Linked DNA regions of Homo sapiens: region 2 is linked to region 1. A link is a loop called in an ENCODE intact Hi-C map of the cell type or tissue named here. Cell type or tissue: sigmoid colon. All regions are shown on one strand. Links, peaks and the distances in the headings refer to the core of each region. The heading gives the core; the rest is flanking DNA. Region 1 overlaps GAB3 (GRB2 associated binding protein 3). Region 2 overlaps MPP1 (MAGUK p55 scaffold protein 1).

Region 1 (9,652 bases), core at 742-8,741:
GTGGGCTGGGTGCGGTGGCTCACGCCTGTTATCCCAGCAGTTTGGGAGACCGAGACGGGTGGATCACTTGAAGTCTGGAATTCGAGACCAGCCTGACCAACATGGTGAAACCCCGTCTCTACTAAAAATACAAAAATTAGCCAGGTGTGATGGCACGCACCTGTAATCCCAACTACTCAGGAGGCTGAGGCAGAATTGCTTGAACCCAGTATGTGGAGGTTGCAGTTAGCCGAGATTGGGCCACTGCACTCCAGCCTGGGCAACAGAGTGAGACTTCATCTTAAATAAATAAATAAATAAATAAATAAATAAATAAATAAATAAAAATAAAATGACAATGTGACTGTTGGCCCCCAGGGCTCATGGCATCACTTGCCTTGGGGAAACTGCTTCTCCCCTTCTGGAGCCCATGTCTCCATACTATACAATGATGAGCTCTGAGGGCTTTTCCAGCTCTGACCATCGAAAGATCCACTTCCCATCAGCCTTTCCTGCCACAGCAACCAAGCTGACTCATTACCACCGACCAGTATCATCTCTAACAACAAAACCCTGCAATATCCTGTAACCTTGTGGAAAGGTGTTTGTGCTAATTTCTAGTCTCCTCCAGGAAGGTGTGTTTAGGTCACAGGCTTGTTAGTTTTTAAAAAATTGTTAGAGAACAGTTTAATCCCATTCTTCTGAGAGTAAAAGCTACACATTGTTCTCATCTTAAAACAATCCAACTTGCTGATTACATAGTTAACAAACATCTCCAAGTTTGTTTCTTAATGGAGTGAACAAAGGTGCGAGTACCTGCAAGGCTGAAGTGGGTCCTATGCAATGGCAGGTGTCACCGCCCCCCCAAATTCATATGTTAAACTCCTAAGCCCCCAGTATCCCCGAATATAAACTTATATGGAAATAGTCTTTAGCAAGTTAAAGTGGGGTCATAATCAAATATGACTGGTGTCTTCATAAAAAGGGGAAATTGGAACACAGAGATGCATAGAAGGAAGACATCGTGAAAAGACACAGAGAGAAGATGGCCATCTACAAGTCAAGGAGAGAAGCCTGGAACACATCCTTCCCTCACAGCCTTGAGAAGGAACCAAATCTGCTGACAGCTCAATTTCAGATGTCCAGCCTCCAGAACTGTGAGACTATAATGACCTCTCTTGTCTAAGCCACCCAGTCTGTGGTACTTTGTTACAGCAGCCCTGGGAAACTAATACACTCTGCAACCTTTATTATGCATCTGAATCACCTGGAAGGACTTCCACTTCCAGCCACATTAGTGTACTGGACACTGAACTTGCCTCCTACCCATAAAACCAATTAGAAAACTAGACCAAATAAATACATGAAATAGACATTAGATGGCAGTCAGTGCAGAGCTATGGCCTCTATAAAAAGGAAAGCAAAAGAGGTGAGTCCCTGATCACCCTGGCTTTCATCCTGTAAGCACTTTCTCAACCATGGCTATCTCACAGAGTTGAGAAAGCAGAGATCGGAATTCTGGGTGGTTGAGGTGGCTAGAATTTGCAGGACAAAGGACCACAGAGAACACAGTTATGTAGAGAAAGAGCTCTACAAATCTACATAGGTGTTTCCCCATGAGACTTTGGCTGAATACTAACATTCATGTGTGTAGAGTGAAACCCTATGAGGTGCATCCTAAAACAACTACTGAAGACCCCCAATCTAAACAACTGCCAGAGCTCACACAGGGCTGGGAGATGTTTGAGTGCTGATCAGCCATAATGGAGAGACCTGGAACATTCAGTAGAGACTCAAAGAGAGGCCACATCTTAGAAGCAGGAGTAAGGCCAAACTAGCCCTAGAGTACAGGCTGCTCTAGACTTGCCCTAAGAAAGCTTAAAAAGAAGGCTTGGAATGATCAAGTTCATCAGCAAGGTAATGAATTGCTGGCCAAAACAAAAATTCAACACTCTAAGGAAAGACAAAAGCAGACACTCAACAATATAATATTTACAATGAAAACACCCAAGAAATTACTAAATATGCAAAGAAGCATAAAAATATGACTCATAACCAAAGGAAAAATCAGTCAATAGAAAGAAACCTAGAAATAACAGAGATGATAGAATAAGCAGACAACTTTGAAACAGCTATTATAACATTTGAGATTTAAAGGAAAATACGAACATAATGAGAGAAATGGAAGTTACAGACAAGAAAAAAATGGAACATGTGTAGGTAAAAAATACAATATCTGAAACAAAAAAAATACACTAGATGGGCATAATAACATCTCAGACTCTGAAGAAGTGATCATCAAACCTGAAGCACAGATAGAAAAGCCTGGGAAGAGAGGAATAACCAGAATCACCCAGAGAGCTGTTAAAAATGCACATTCCTGGACCTCACCTCCAGAGATCCTAATTCACCAGGCCTGACTTGGTGCAGAGGTGCAGATCACGATGCATAAAAGTAAGCGGCCACAGATGAAAATAAAAGAGGCTTCATCCAGTCTCATTTCCCTTAACTACCATCTATTTGATGATGGTTTACAAAATTATGTTTCCAATCTGGATCTTTCCCATGAACTTCAGACCCATATAGCCAACCATCTAACTGACATCTCCACTTACATATCTAAGAGGTCTGTCAAACTTAACAGGGCCAAAATGCAGCTTTTATTTCATGGCCACTTAACCCTCTCCTCTCCCAGCCTCTCAGTACCTCCCAATGGTATCGCCATCCTTCCATTCTGTAAATACAAAAACTTTGGAGTGATCTTTGCTTCCACTCTCCATATCCAAACCACTAGTGAGTTCTGTTGACTCTACTTTCAAAACATTCCAAATCAATCCACTTCTCTCCATGCACCACCCCTGCCCCACAACCACCCTAGTCCAAGTCACCATTGTCTTTCACCTGAGTAATTGAAATAGCCTCTTGTCTTCCCACATCCACTCTCAACTCCCCCCATAAATTCATTCTTAACAAAGAAGTCAATAACATTTTAAAATCATAAATCAGATCATGTTGTTCCCTTGGTTAGCACCCTCCAAAGGCTTCCCAATAAATTAATAACAAAACCCAAACTCTTTCACATAGCCTAGAACGTCCCACATGAACTGGCTCTGCCTGTCTCTCCCACTTCACATCTCAGCCACTCTCTTGCTCTTCCACACTGGTCTTTTTGCTGTTCCTGAACATGTAGAATCTCCTCTCCATCTTGGGGGCTTTGCCTTACTTGTTCCTTCTCCATGGAATACTCTGTCACACAGATCCTTGCATGGCTGCCATGCAGATCTCTGCTTCCTGTTATTGACACCTGAACTTAATTGTCATCTCTCAGAGAGACCCTCTCTGATCATCCATATTGAAGTGGCCAGCCACAGTCATTCTCTGCCTCCAGCACTAGAATGTGAGCTCCCGGACAGTAGAGACTTTGTCTGTCTTGATCACTGTTTTATCCTCTGGGCCTAGTAGTGCCTGGCACAGGATAGTTGCTCAGTAAATACTTGTTGAATGAATGAATTGTACATGTGATTTCATGATATCATAGACCTAGGTTTAAAACACTACTCTTGAGGAACAAGACTAGTATTGTAGTTTATAGCAAACCTAATCACCAGAATGTACTCATCACATATTTATGTGCTAGGAGCTGGAGATGTAACAGTGAACCAGATAGACACAGTCTCCAAGCTGGAACTTAGGCTGTCAGGCAAGGCATCATACCAGAGTTTTAACTCAAAACCAGCAAATACTCTATCCAGATATTGCAGCATGTTGTTCAGGATTAAACTGAACAACGAACAAGGCTTAGAAGTTTGGACACGTTCCTCCTGCACTCAATTCTACTTGCACAGTAAAATAAACCTGGCTGGGTTATAGCAAGTTTCACTTCTTTGGCTCCAGAATTCACTCCAATAAAATTGAAGTGGCCCGCCTGGATTGTATCCATTGTCAAAAGACACAGAAATGAACTGAGAAACATCCTGAAAATCTCTGAGGCTGTAAAGAGACACCTCTGATTTAAACTACTTTTCTGGTGAGAGTGATTATTGTCCCTTTGTTTCAGCAGAATTGGCCCTCTGCCCCCTCTGCGGTGGTGAAATCCCAAAGCTGTGAAATCATTTCCTTCACATGTGCACAGGAGGGGTCAGCAACCTGCCTTCAGAGCCAGGCTTTCCAACTCAGGCTGAGGGAGGAGAACCTATACCTATCTGCATTTGGAGCTCTACGTTTTGATCCTTCAATACTGCTGTCATTTCAGCAATGACACTTTTTGACTGAATCTGCCAAAAGGAATTGTGTGGGCCTCTTCCCCTCCTGACCCATGGACGTGCTTCATACTGTCCTGGCCAAGAGCGCCTAGAGCGCCAGGATTTTGGTGCTCAGATTCTGATTGTTCTGATTGCTTACAGGTGTTGGTCTCCTTCTGCGCTGCTTTTTCAGTGGCCTTATTGACCAGGTATAGGAGATGCCTCAGATTAAAAGACAACAAGGAGAAAAAAAAATGTTGCTAAGATCCTACCTGAACCAACTGTGAAAGGCTTTCAAGTTGAATGTAAATTGATGAGACGTTGGAGATGGAACTAGCTTGGGGAGCAGTTGGAGTTACAGATAGAACACAGAAATCCTGGAAACCAAGCCACACCCAGTAAACAGCAACTGGCTCCAACTTTCCCTGGGATCTTAGCCTGTGCTGACCTAAACTGTATGCTCTGTGAAGGCAAGGACGTTGCCCATCTTGGTCCCTAAAGTACCTCCAACATCTTTAACAGTCTTGGCATACAATACGTACTCAATGTGTTGTTGTGGACAGCATGACTGACTAAAGTATGGCTATAAAGGGGCAACACAGGGGATCTTTGTGATGGAACAGTTCAGTATTGGTTTCAGTGGTGGGTACATGACTCTACACAGGTGATGAAATCACACAGAGCTACACATGCACACACATGCACGTGTAAGGGGTGACATCTACAGCTGCTCTTAGAGGGTATCAATGTCATTTGCTGTTGTGAGACCGAACTAGAATTATGCTAGATGGCGACACTGAGGGAACTGGGGGGAAAAGGTGCACTGGTTTCCTGGACATTTCTTTACAACTTCCTGTGAATCTAGTGATTTCAAAATAGTAAGTTTACAAAAAGACACTCAATCCAAAGGAAATTTTAAAAGTGCAGAAAAAGAAACCTAGAAAAGATAGGGCAAATAAAAAGCACAATAAGATGCTTGACTTTAATCCAAAGGCACCCATGATTACTTTAAATGTAAATGGACTCAATGCTCTTGTGAAAAGACATTTATCCAATGCCTACTGTGAACCAAGCCCGGTTGGTTGCAAGGGAAACAGCGAAGAATATGACCCAGGCCCTGCTCCTATGATGCTCGGTGCAATGAACCAAGAACTGGGCCAAATGCTGTTAATGAGTGCCACCTGGATGAGTTCGTAACTGCCAGAGGTTTGGAGTGACGGAAGATGAAGCTAGAGATGTGGCAGTAGCAGACAAGTTGCAAGGAGAATTAACAGGACTGGGTCACCAAATGCATGTGGGCCACCAGGGAGAGGAAAGGATTCAGACTGAATCACAGGGTTCTGGTTTGCAATTAGCAGATAATACTATTGTGTAACATGCTATCAGGGCCTCATGGAACAAGGGCAAATGAGCTTTCACTGATGACATTTCTTTCTCCTACAAGTTTTTATCAATTGACATTCCTAATCTCGTGCAGTGGTCAGGGCAGCTACTACCCTAACTTTCCAGAAAAAGAAACTGGTACTCAGACAGATGAAGTGGCTTTCTCACTGAGTAACAGTGAATCTGAACCCATGGCTCCCCCATTCAGTGTTCAACAACATTGTTTCAAATTATTTGAAATTAAAGAAGAGAGAAAACAGAGCCACAGTAAGGAGAGGGTATGTGCCCGTTCAAGTTGGTTGATGACCCTTCAAGATAGCTTAGAACTTTACCAGGCAAGTTTTCAAGCTGGTTGCTCCTGCCACGCTCTGCAGTTTGCTGTGGGGGTATCTGCAGGGAAACAGTCATGTGCTAGAGCACTTTGGGCACTGTTCTATCACATGGAACTGTCAAAGTTATTTCCTCTGATTTAGCTCTGTATTGCAAAGTTGGATATTTCTGTCCCTTCATGTGCAAACATTCTTTGGAGTCCAGAAGACACAGAGGAAAAGAAGGAAAGAGGAATAAGAATTGCTCTTGTCTGATTTACTGACTTTTCATTTCCTTTGACACCCTTCCTCACCCCTGTTCCTCTGACTATGGACAACTTTCCCCTACCGTGTTTTTCTTGTTCTTGTGTTGCTATTGACATATACTTAGTAGATTCTAGTTACTGTTTAGAAAACCTAACAACTCAATTACTGACTGCCACTTGCAAGGCCCCTAGGAATTTTGGATGTGGTCCCAGAACATGAAATGAAATAAAGCATTTGGTAACAACTTAGAGATTTTTGGTAACCTCCCAAGACCTGCTCCTCTAAGCTGATCTCCCGTTCTCTGCCCAGTAGCTACACCTTGAACGCACTCACGAGGCTGGGGGTTGTTTATGTGTTGCAAAAGGTAAGCATCATTAAAGAAACAGAAATCTGGTTAATTTTCTATTTTCTGCTGAGCTTTACTCAAGAGGGCCCTTTCCCTCCACCTTCTACTTCCTTGCCAAGGGGGGCCACAAAGGTTGGGAGTTTCCAGGAGCAGGTTACACACTTCTCCTCTCTATCCTGGCTCAATGCCACTAGCCCTGGGATTGCCGGTGACCTTTCAGCCTGATGGCCTGTAACCTTCTGCTCCCTGCCAGATAGAGTTGGGACTTGTCCAAGGCGTGGAATAACTTCCTGTGATTGTCCTGAAGATGGCCTGGCCCACAGGATCTGCTTCTATAGCTTGTCAACAGAAGCAGAAAAGTCCTGTATCTCTACAGTATGGTGGGCCTTGGAAGGGAGAATCCTGAGGAGAAATGTTCAGCAAAGATAAGTACACCAAGAGGTCTGTGTTCAAGTACATACATGACATGGACTTGACCTTCCTCATGTATTGTCAACCAAAGTGCCACTGAATATCCTGGCCAGTTTCTCATTATTTCTTGTGTGGCAGAATCTTTGAGGTCATTAAGACCAGCTAATCAAATCTGCAAGTGTTTACAAACCTGGGAGGGTCACTAATATGTTAGGTCAGGATCAGGATGCAAAATTACGGGTTGAAACCATGGGCCAAAACCAACTCAGGAATAAAGTTATTTTAAACTCTGGTAAGTTCTGTGATACATTAAGTGTCTGAGGTGCAGTGGAGGTAATCAAGTCTGGATGGAGAATCAAGGAAGGTGCAATATAGAGGAAGTGACGGCGCAGCTGAACTCACCAGTTGTGTGAGACCAATGTGGTTGAGGGGAGGCTCTTCTAAGCAGAGGTACTTGCAAAACATTAAGAATAACTCCAAAGTGTTAGGTATAATTAGTGGTGATGGTTACACAACATTATGAAGGTACAGTAGTTAATGCCACTGAACTGTCCCCTTACGCGTGATTAAAATGGTCAATATTATGTTATGCATCTTTTCCCACAAGAAAAGTAATGAAAAATGTTACCCTCACACCCATGGGTGTCCGCTAGGGACATTCCCCATTGCCCAAGCTGAGTGCACAGGTGTGGTGGCTCCTGGGATTGTCTCTAAAGGAGTCCATTAACAATGAGAAGATATCAGTACCAGAGTCACAGACAAACATGAAGTAACACAGATCCCTCAAAATATGCAATAGCAATATTAATAGCTAACACGTATATCCCAGGAATTATTCTAAATGCTTTAAATTAAATTAAATCATTTGACGCTCACACAGACCCCATGTGAGTGAATACTCTTTTTAGGGCATTCTATACATATGCAGAAACTGAGGCACACAGAGGTTGAGCAAGTTGCGGTCGGGCAAGAGCGAATATGTAGCAGAGGTGGCCATGAAATCAGATCGTCTGCTTCGGTCTGGTTCCTAATCACAGACTATGTGTGATGTCGAGAAGCTGTCATCCGCTGACTAGAGCTATGTAGGTCAAAGAGCTTAGCACATCAGAAGAGTGAGCAGTGGGTGAGGAGTCAAAGAGGAACCTCATTCCACATGAAGAAAAGCATGAGCTGAATGACTGGGATTGTGGAAGAGTGTGTATTCAGGTTAAAAGGTCTAGGAGAGGAGAAAAATACAACATCATTTTGTAAAAATGAGCTCATAGTCTAGCAAGAGGTCCTCCTATTTTTTTTCCTAAAATACATGAATTTGGAAAGCATTCAGAAAACCTTGTATCTGGTGTTATCGGACATAATATAATCTGACGTTTAATACTGAAGAAAGTCTTTCTCAAATGTCCCAACAGTGCCTGGTGCCTAACAGGGACTCAGTAAATCTTGTTGAATTAATTAATGAATCTCTATCTCATTCCACATATAATAAAAATAAATTCTTCCTGGATTAAACATTTACATTGAAATAAAGAAACTGACAGTACTGAAAAAATAGAGGTGGACACTTACGTAATACTGGCAGCTGGGAAGGCTTTCTAACCATATATGAATTCCTAAAAAGTAGAAATGCTTGAAACACCTAAGTGTTGTGTGTGAGTCTAAGGGTGAGAGGGAAGAAAAGAGATGACAGGGGAAGGAGTGAGCCGTTCTAGAAAGGGTCCCAGCACCCCAGGGTCAGTGGGAAACCCAGCAGTCAGCTACAGCCCCAAATGAATTTTTTCAGGGTGGTTCATCAGTTCTAAGTACTCCTCTGGCTGGAGGAAGTTGCCAAAACCACCTCCGAGCCCCCGGCCAGCACATAACCTTGAGTCAATAGAAGCTGCTCCATCAGAGACCACAGGGCACCAGTGTTTACTTAAGCTCCTGTCTCAGCGTGGGAGAAGTTAAGACCCCAGAGGGCATCTGCCTGCTGACTTATCCCCAGGTACTTGGAGAGGAAAAGAACACTCTCAATTTCAACTTGGTTTCATTACTTGCTTGGCTCAAAGCACATCTGCTAGAAGGAAGAACTCTTTATTGCTTACAGTTCCAGACAAACTCTTGGCCTCTTCACTGTTGACCCAAATGCCCTTTCTTTCCTCCCAAGAATACATGTGCAAGTTAGGGTTCAGAAAATGTTTGCTGAATGAATCAGTGAGCACTGGTCCAGAATATGTCAATATGCACACTCAGATACAACAACACCAACCAGTCTCATTTGCAATTCAATGTATGCTATTTTTTATGTGTCACGTCCCTTTGTGAACTGCTGTGAACTGTCTGTGAACTGCTGTTCATGTATGTTGCCCATTTTCCAATTGTGATGCTGATCTTTTTCTAATCATTGATCAGGATTACTCATAAAAGTGAAGAATATGAACTCTTTGCTTGCCTCGTATGATGTGAAAAACTTTCGCATTTTGTCATTTGCCTTATAAGTTGGTATTGTTTTTGAAGTACCTAAAATAGTGTTCAGCATATAGGAGACACTCACTAGATTATTTGTTGGAGAACCGACTGAATAAATAAATGAGCAAAGAGATATGTTTTATTTTCATGTAGCAAAAATCCTTCTCTCCTCCTTTATGGTTTTTCCTCTGCTATCATGTTTAGAAAGGTTTTCCCAACCCCACGATCAGATTGAGATTCAATAACATTGTCCCTTCTAGAAATTATATTATTTC
Region 2 (8,826 bases), core at 1-8,000, 70 kb after region 1:
CAAAAATGATATAGCCACCTGGAGGAGGAGGAGGAGGACGAGGAGGAGGAATAGGCCTGAAGTGGGCTTATGGAAGGGTCTGCTGAAAATAGGGGATAGCTGCATTCCAGTCACACCCAGAGGTGACCCTCAAAGACAGTAGGGAGGGAAGATCTTCCCAATAGGCAGAACTGTGAGGAGTGTGCCATTCACTGTGTGGGGAAGGAGAAGGGTCCCTAGATGGGAATAGATGGTATGCCTGAGCAGTGTCCACTGGCCTGCCCAAGGCCTAGAAAAGGACTAGAAGATGAGAGAGAAGGAAGTCTGGAGTAGAGGCTTACATCATTTCTAAGGGACTCTGATTTCTAAGTAGAAACTTTGATAAGATGGTGAGGTTTGGGCCAGGTGCAGTGGCTAACACCTGTAATCCCAGCACTTTGGGAGGCCAAGGTGGGGAGATCGCTTAAGCCCAGGAGTTTGAGACCAGCCTGGGCAACATGGTGAAACTCCTGCCTCTGTAAGAAATTTTAAAATTAGCTGAGTGTGGTGGTGCAAGCCTGTGGTCCCAGCTACTCAGGAGGCTGAGGCAGGGGGATTGCTTGAGCTCAGGAGTTGGAGGCAGCAGTGAGCCATGATCACACCACTACACTCCAACCTGGGCAACAGAGGAAGACCCTGTCTCAGAAAAACAAACAAACAAACAAACAAACAAAAAACATGGTGAGGTTTGAAGTAGTATTCGCTATCAGGTGACCTCAAATGAGGGAAGTACTGAGAAAGAGAAACTGCCTTCTCTAGCAACTAGAACTTCAAAAAACTCACATGACACCAAGTCATATGGCATTGCTGTTATAACAAAATTGTCTAAGATAGGCTTATATTTAAAAAATTGACTTATGATACCCGGGATACACCATGTAGGTAGGAAAAGGAGGTTCTGAGGGTGATCTTGAAGATTTATTGTTAAGCAAAAAATAATAATAATGTGATGAAGGGTATACTAGCTTCATCATAAACAGTGAAAGAATGATTATATTCATATTTGCTTAAAAATCCATAAACTGGCCAGGTTCAGTGGCTCACACCTGTAATCCCAGCACTTTGGGAGGCTGAGGTGGGAGGATCACCTGAGGTCAGGGGTTCGAGACCAGCCTAGGCAACATAGTAAAACCTCGTCTCTACAAAAAATAAAAAAATTAGCCGGGCATGGTGGCGTGCACCTGTAATCCTAGCTACTCGGGAAGCTGAGGCAGAAGGATTGCTTGAGCCCGGGAGGTCAAGGCTGCAGTGAGTTGTGATTACACCACTGCACTCTAGCCTGGGTGACAGAGTGAGACCCTGTCTCAAAAAATAAAATAAATGAAAATACATAAACTATGTCTGGAAGGAGACATAAGAAACAGTGGTTGCTTCTAGGGAGAGGAACTGGGTGGCTATAAGATGGGGTGAGAAGGAAATTGTTTTCACTGTGTATCAAGTTATACCTTTTAAATTATGTATTATGTGCTTGTGTTACTTTAATAAAATAAATTAGTAAAAGAATTTTCCAAAGTGATTGGGACTCAGGTTCAAGTACTTGTGTGGATCTTGTCCTGCCTCAACCTTGACCCTGTTTAAGTAAGAGTAAACGGGAGGAGGGAAATAGAAACCCACAAAAAGTCATCAGGGTTGAAGGATTTCTTTCTCTTTGTTTTTTTTCCTTTTCTTTTCTTTTCTTTTTTCTTTTTTTGAGAAAGAGTCTCACTCTGTCACCCAGTCTAGAGTGCAGTGGCGTGATCTCGGCTCACTGCAACCTCCGCCTCCTGGGTTCAAGCGATTCTCCTGCCTCAGCCTCCCGAGTAGCTGGGATTACAGGCAAGCGCCACCACACCTGGCTAATTTTTGTATTTTTAGTAGAGACGGGGTTTTACCATGTTGGCCAGACTGGTCTGGAACTCCTGACCGCAAGTGATCCACCTGCCTCGGCCTCCCAAATCTGCTGGGATTACAGGCATGAGCCACCATGCCCGGCCAAGATTTCAATAGCTTTCCAGAAGACAGAAAGCAGATGGAGGAATGACCAAGGAGAGTTGAGACAGCTAGAGCCTAGAATGTGCATACAGGAGGCACCAGCCAAAGAGGCTGGGAAGATTAGTTTAGTTGAGCATCTTGCCATCCCAAACAAGATCAGGGATATGTAAGTGAGAAGTGGGATGTTGGATTGGCAACCAGTTATAATAATCTAAAAACCACTTATTGATTTTTACTTTTTAGAACTCACTTAGAAACAAATCATGAAACAAATAACAGACTGTAAATATCAGCACCATGACAATATTAAGGTACACATGTCCATGATAGGAAGTTGGCAGGTAAAAAGGGGAGAAAAATCGAAAGGAAGAGGCCTGTAATCTTGTTCTGTTACAAAGTGGGGAGTCAAGAAGTAGGATCTGCATTGGTTGGACAATAAATGAAGGAGTGAATGCATTACATAAAGTTCCAAGCCAGGTGTGGTGGCATGTGCCTGTAGTCCTAGCTACTCGTGAGGCTGAGGCAGGAGGATCATTTGAGCCCAGGAGGTCAAGGCTGCAGTGAGCTATGATAGCACCACTGTACTCTAGCCTGGGCAACAGAGCGAGACTCTATCTCTGGAAAAAGAAAAGAAAAAATCTCCAAAGCAGAAGTTGCAAACTGTTTTATTTCGACCACATGTCTCTGTTTTGTTTAGTAAAAATCAGGGGACTCCAACTTCTTTTTAAAGTATCAGAAGATCTGGCATCGCTCTCCAGGTGGCCCCAGCTCTCACATTCCTTACTGATGCCTCAGCCAGAAGCCAGTGTTGGCTACCGATCACCCTATATCTGGGGTGTTATTTTTCTCATACACGAGTGCTTTCACTCACTTGGTCCATGTAGGTTACACTAAAAGCACGTATACATGATGGAAAGGTACAGACCCATGAAAAGCTAAAATAATTTTGAAAAACAAGAGAGTAGGAAGACTCAGTCTGCACAGTTTCAAAACTTACTGTAGTATAGTCTCAGTAAAGACTATGTGGTATAGACATGCAGATCAAGGGAACAGGATAGGGAACCCAGAAACAGACCCACAGAGATATGCCCAGTTGATTTTTAACAAAGATGCAAAAGCAACTCAATGGTGCTGCAGCAATTGGAAACTCATCACCAAAAAGGGAAATGCTGACCTGAACCTTACCTTCTAAAATGGATATGGACTTACATGTAAAGTGCAAAACTAGAAAATATATTTGAAAAAAATAGAAGAAACTTGTCAGGATCTAGAGCTAGGCAAAAAGTTCCTATACATGACATCAAAAGCAGAATCCATTAAAGGAAAAATTGGTAAATTGGACCTCATCAAAATGAAAAACTCTTGTTCTGTGAAAGCCCACATGAAGATTGTGAAAATACAAGCTACAGACCGGGAGAAACATTTACAAACCACATATCCAATAAAAGACTGGTATATAGAATATAAAAAGAGAGTGCTCAATACTCAACAGTAAAAACGAACAATCTAATTAGAAAATGGGCAAAAAACATGAACAGATATTTCACCAAAGAGGATATATAAAGATGGCAAATGAGGATATAAAAAGATATTCAACATCATTAGCCATCAGGGAGAAATGCAAATTAAAACAACAATGATATATCACTACACATCTATCAGAATAGCTGAAATAAAAAAATAGTGACAATACTCATAACTGGTGAAGCTGAGGGAAAATTGGGCATCTCATACATTGCTGGTGGGAATGTAAGTGATATGGCTTCCATAGAAAATAGTTGAACACTTTATTAAAAAACCAAACACACAACTACCATAAAACCCAGGGATGACACTCCTGGATATTCACCTAGAGAAATGGAAATTTATGTTCACTCAAAAGCCTGTACATGAATGCTCATAACAGCTTTATTTATAACAGCCAAAATCTATAAAGAACCAAAATACAGGTGAACAGTTAAAGCGTGGTACATCCATACCATGGAACACTTCTCAGCAATTAAAACAAAAAACACTATTGATACTAAAACAACTTGGGATCCAGCTCAAAGGCATTATCCTGACTGAAAGAAAGCTAATCTATTTCAAAACATCACATACTATATGATTCCACTTATATAACATTCCTAAAATGACAAAATCATAGAGACATTGAACAGAGTAGTGACTGCAAGGAGTTGCGGGGATGGGGTAGGGAGGAAGACAAGTGTGACTATAAAGCGACAGCAGGAGAGAGGCCTTTGTGGGGATGGAACAGTTCTCTATCTTCATTGTGGTGGTGGCTAGAGGAATTTTATTTTATTTTATTTATTTTATTTTTTTGAGACAGACTTTCACTCTTATTGCCCAGGCTGGAGTGCAATGGCACGATCTCGGCTCACCACAACTTCCGCCTCCTGGATTCAAGCGATTCTCCTGCCTCAGCCTCCCGAGTAGCTGAGATTACAGGCATGCACCACCACGCCCGGCTAATTTTGTATTTTTTGTAGAGATGGGGTTTCTCCGCATTGGCCAGGCTGGTCTTGAACTCCCAACCTCAGGTGATCCGCCCGCCTCGGCCTCCCAAAGTGCTGGGATTACAGGTGTGAGCCACCATGCCTAGCTATGTCATATTCTTCTTATCCAGCTTTATTACAGTGATTGCTTTTTACATGTCAGCCTTTAAATTAAAGACTCAGCAAAGCTTACTAGAGGCAGAACCATTCCAGCTGGAAAAGTTCAAGAGTTGCCATCCCAAAGGTTGGTCTTTCAGATGTGCTTATCCAACAAGACGTTCCTCTTTACGATGACTAAGAGTCACTATCACGCTTACCCAGAAGTTGCAAATGATGACTAAGAAAAACGGAAACTTCCAACGTGGTAACTAAAGTACACACTTGCAACAGTAAGTTTTCCAAAAGCAAAGCACAATTTTCTCCACCGTGAACTTGTCCCTGAGCCACCCTGTCTTCATGAGACTCTCAGAAAGGGAGGGTCAGCTCTCTGTGACCTCATCTTACAGAACTCCTTCAACTAGTCCCCATGTCTCCTCATTACTGACACATCATAGGAGAAAAGATATGCAGACATATACTGTCAGTGACATGAGTAATGCTGAACAAATAATAAAGGTCAAAGGTACTAGATTCTATTTCTCAGAGTTCAGTTCACAACCTCCACATCATCCTCTCAAAGCAGCCACCATCATCTGTAGTGGATATAGGAGGCCACAGAGCTATGGCAGGCCTGCCCCTGACCAGTGACAAGGCAGGGCGGAAGTGGCTCTGTTAAGGATGACTGCTGGGATTCAGGAGGAGCCAGGGAATAAACACTCACCCAGGACTCCATGTCTGGCCTTTGTTCTGCAGCCTCTGGCCTTTAATCAGACAAAGTGCTGGAGTGGCAATGCCTGCCGCTCTGAAAGCCCCTTCAGAGGAAACATCTGCAGCAGGGTTCAAAGGGCAGAGGCAGTTGCTCAAAGGAAGCTGGAATTTAAAAAGAGATGAAAAACAAACTTGGCGGGGGGCGGGCGGTGGCGGGGGTGAATAGAGCAGGGGCAACTGAAGTTGGCTTTCTAATCCAAACAATTAGATTAAGTGACAGTGAACATAGGAAAGAACAAATATTTGCTCAGCCTACTGTTAGGCTCTTTGCCAACTGCTCCCACGTGGAGACTTAGAAAGCCAAGTCCAAGAAGGCGAGATGATGCCAGACAGCTGCCCAGCAAGCCCTGGCCCCAGGTGCTCGCAAATTCCCTCTCTTTGCATGGGCAGTATCCTATTCCACTTTGGGAAAAAACAAGAGAAACTGAGAAAGCCAAGGGTATTCTGAAGTATTAGAAAGAGATTAGCACTGTTTAACCACAAATGACAGGAACTAGGGAGAGAGGAAGGCCTAAGAGCCAGGATATTCTGGCAGGTACTGTCTTAAAATCATACATTAACCAGGTGCTTTGCTTCTCAGGTACTAAATCCATCTGGGAACACATACATCAACCTAAAGGCCAAGTCTCTAGAGATCCCTTCCCAACGAGCTTTTTCTACCCCATGCTCTCAGTACACATGCAAAGGCTTTTGCTTCCACTGGGGAAAAAAAACAACAGGAAACTCAAGTAGCACCGTTCCACACAGCAGAAACACAGGGCTGCAGATACCTGGCACTGAGTCCCCACACTGCCATTAAACCAGTGCCGGAGCTGTGTGCAAATAACAACACTCGTTAAATCAAATGCTCATCCCCATTCTGTGGTCAATATTTGAAGACATGAAATGGTTCAGAAACCTGTCTGAGCTTAAAGGATGAGTAAGCCTCAGACTCCAGAAGTTAAACTATAAGCATGGACTTTGGAGTTTGTGCAGGTACATGGAGAGAATGCAGGTGCTGTGTCCCTCACATAAAGGCTGCCTCTGCACTGTGCAGAATATTCAGAGATGATGGCAGGTGCTAAGGAGGAAAATAAAGCAGAAAAGGCCTCGCAAGGAAGATAACTTTTGAGGGAAAACCTATTATGTGTTTTGTTCATGTATATTTCTTCATATGAAAGAAAAAAAGAAAAGCAAGACTATGTTACGAAAGTTCCTCTTCCCCTCCTCTGGCGTCACTTCCCCTACCCCAGCCAATTTTGGAAATATGGCTATTTAGTCTTGCCTTTCTACACTCCACACCCAGAGTTCTTTTTTAGCAACACTGAAAGGTTAGAGACAACTCACTGCTTAGGAGAAAAATCTCTGCATCAACTAATTTTGTCTCCCCTCTTGACACTGTCTCAGGACATTATTGATTGTCACAACTTAGCGGCGAGGTATTACTTTTTACAACAGAATTATCAGACCCAAAGTGTTAACAGTGCCCAGGTTGGCAAACTCCAATTTAAGGGAATTGATCTTAACCTGAAATATCTGTTCCTGGTATTCTATTATACTTCAGTGTCTTGTGTAGGGAGAACAAATGAGTTAGAAAAGAATAGAACGTTCATGATGAAACTCAAATCTGCTTAGCCACAATAAAAGCAGATTCTTATCTGCAAGGTATCCTAAGCCCTTCCAGTTTTGAAAAAAAAGTCATGAAAGGCCCAGGGCGCTGGATCATACCTGTAATCCCAGCACTTTGGGAGGCCGAGGCAGGCGGATCACCTGAGATCAGGAGTTCGAGACCAGCCCGGCCAACATGGCGAAAACCTGTCTCTATCAAAAATACAAAAATTAGCCAGGCGTGTTGGCAGGCGCCTGTAATCCCAGCTAGCTGGGAGACTGAGGCAGGAGAATCGCTTGAACCTAGGAGGCAGAGGTTGCAGTGAGCCAAGACCACACCCCTACACTCCAGCCTGGGTGACAGAGCAAAACTCTGTCTCAAAAAAAAAAAAAAAAAAAAAAAAAAAACAAAAAACAGAAAAAAGTCATGAAGTTCCTGGAAGTGAAGGACAGGAAAGGCAGACTGGCTGAGACCACACCACATACTGGGGAAATTGGGCAGAGGACTAAATAATTTGAAAATTACACTTTACTTTCTAGTATCAGTTCTGTGAAAAGAAAAGCCTTGAACGGAACCATTTCCTTTGCAAAGGAAACAGCAAGATCCAAGTCTGCAGCGAAAGTTCTTTCTCAGGTGAAATTATAACTAGTCAGAAGCAGAGTCAGTGATCATGCACACCGTAGACTCAACCTCCTGCCATCGCAGAAGGTGCCGCACTCGGCATGCACCTTGGTGTCCGTGCACAGGCTGTTCCCTCTGCCCAGGTACCACCTGCCAGTTACAGCCTAGGTACTGCGAAATGCAAGAGCCCACTGTGCTGGGTGCCCCTCCTTGCTCCACAGCGCTCCACAGCTGCTTCTATCACATCACCACCACACTACTGTATTTGTTTCCATGTCTGCGTCCTTCCTTATTTGCCTCTTAGTTCCAGCAGCAGACCTGGAGTAGGCAACAAACAACACTGCGTCACACTCAGTGACCACCAGCGGGGAGTAATGCTGCATGTGATGGCCTAAGAACCAAGAAACAGGTTTTCTTGGTGGAAATTTGCCTGGAGCCTGACTTATCTGTTAGGTGATTTTTTTTTGATGTGGGATAGGCCCAAGAGAATTTTCAGGGATTCTCAACCAATTGCTTCAGGTCCTGGGGAAAGTGTTGCTTCAAACAGGCCCGAAGAGAAAAGCAGTATTGGGAATTTTACAACTACTTTTATGTGCATTAATGGATACTGCTGTGAAGAACAAGGCCAGAGAGAGCTAATAAAATTAGTTTCTCCATTAACCTGCCTAGACCACATTGAAAAGAAAAAAAAAATTAGTTTATCCAAGGAAGGAGATATACTTAAATAGGGGAGATAGGCTACATTCAAACCTATTGCAAAATTACCTTTAGACAATATTCTTTCAGTATTAAATGTGGATTATAATTGGAAGTGAAACTTTGTTTTGAATCGGTAGCCTTTTTCCATAAAGTGACACCTTTAAATGAAACTTTCAGCAAAATAATTTTATAATTTCTATTGAAGCCAACAACTTCCTCACAGGTTTTCCTGCTTCAAATCTTGCCATTATAGGAAAACTTTCTGACTGCTACTACTGGGCAGGCAGCTCCTAGGGAGATACTGGGTCATTACCCTGGATGTCCCAGTGTGGCTCAAGGTCCTTGTCAAGCATTATCTCATGTAAATGTTGCCACAACCTTCCAAACTTGCCAGTTTCATAAAGGAGAGAAACCTAAGGCACAGAGAGCTTCAGCAGCTTGCCCAAAACCATGCAGCAAGTGAAAGGCAGAGCTTGCTGCTGCAGCAAAGACTGGTAAGAGCCCCAAAGGGAAGGTGAACCTAAAGAAATAAGAATCCGCAGGTTGTGGAGTCAAGCCACACTTCAT

Evidence for each region. A loop is a pair of places that touch in the nucleus more often than their neighbours do. Peaks named below come from ENCODE experiments on the same cell type or tissue, not always from the same donor. Only the 100,000 strongest peaks of a DNase experiment are listed, where the experiment ranks them.
Region 2: it touches region 1 in a loop (9-fold over the local background); 2 of 110 quality-filtered maps call a loop at or near these places.

What each region holds. Positions count from the first base shown.
Region 1 is chrX:154,724,062-154,733,713 of GRCh38, forward strand. The region is part of intron 1 of GAB3 (GRB2 associated binding protein 3); the gene reads right to left. Among named protein-coding and RNA genes, the nearest start is that of GAB3, 22 kb to the right of the region's middle. RefSeq lists a silencer at 6,693-6,987. In sigmoid colon, for the core only: no CTCF peak of the experiment used is centred there; DNase peaks (open chromatin) are centred at 4,080 and 6,660; H3K27ac peaks cover 4,666 bases.
Region 2 is chrX:154,794,441-154,803,266 of GRCh38, forward strand. All of the region lies in intron 1 of MPP1 (MAGUK p55 scaffold protein 1), which reads right to left. Among named protein-coding and RNA genes, the nearest start is that of MPP1, 6.6 kb to the right of the region's middle. In sigmoid colon, for the core only: no CTCF peak of the experiment used is centred there; no DNase peak of the experiment used is centred there; H3K27ac peaks cover 2,225 bases.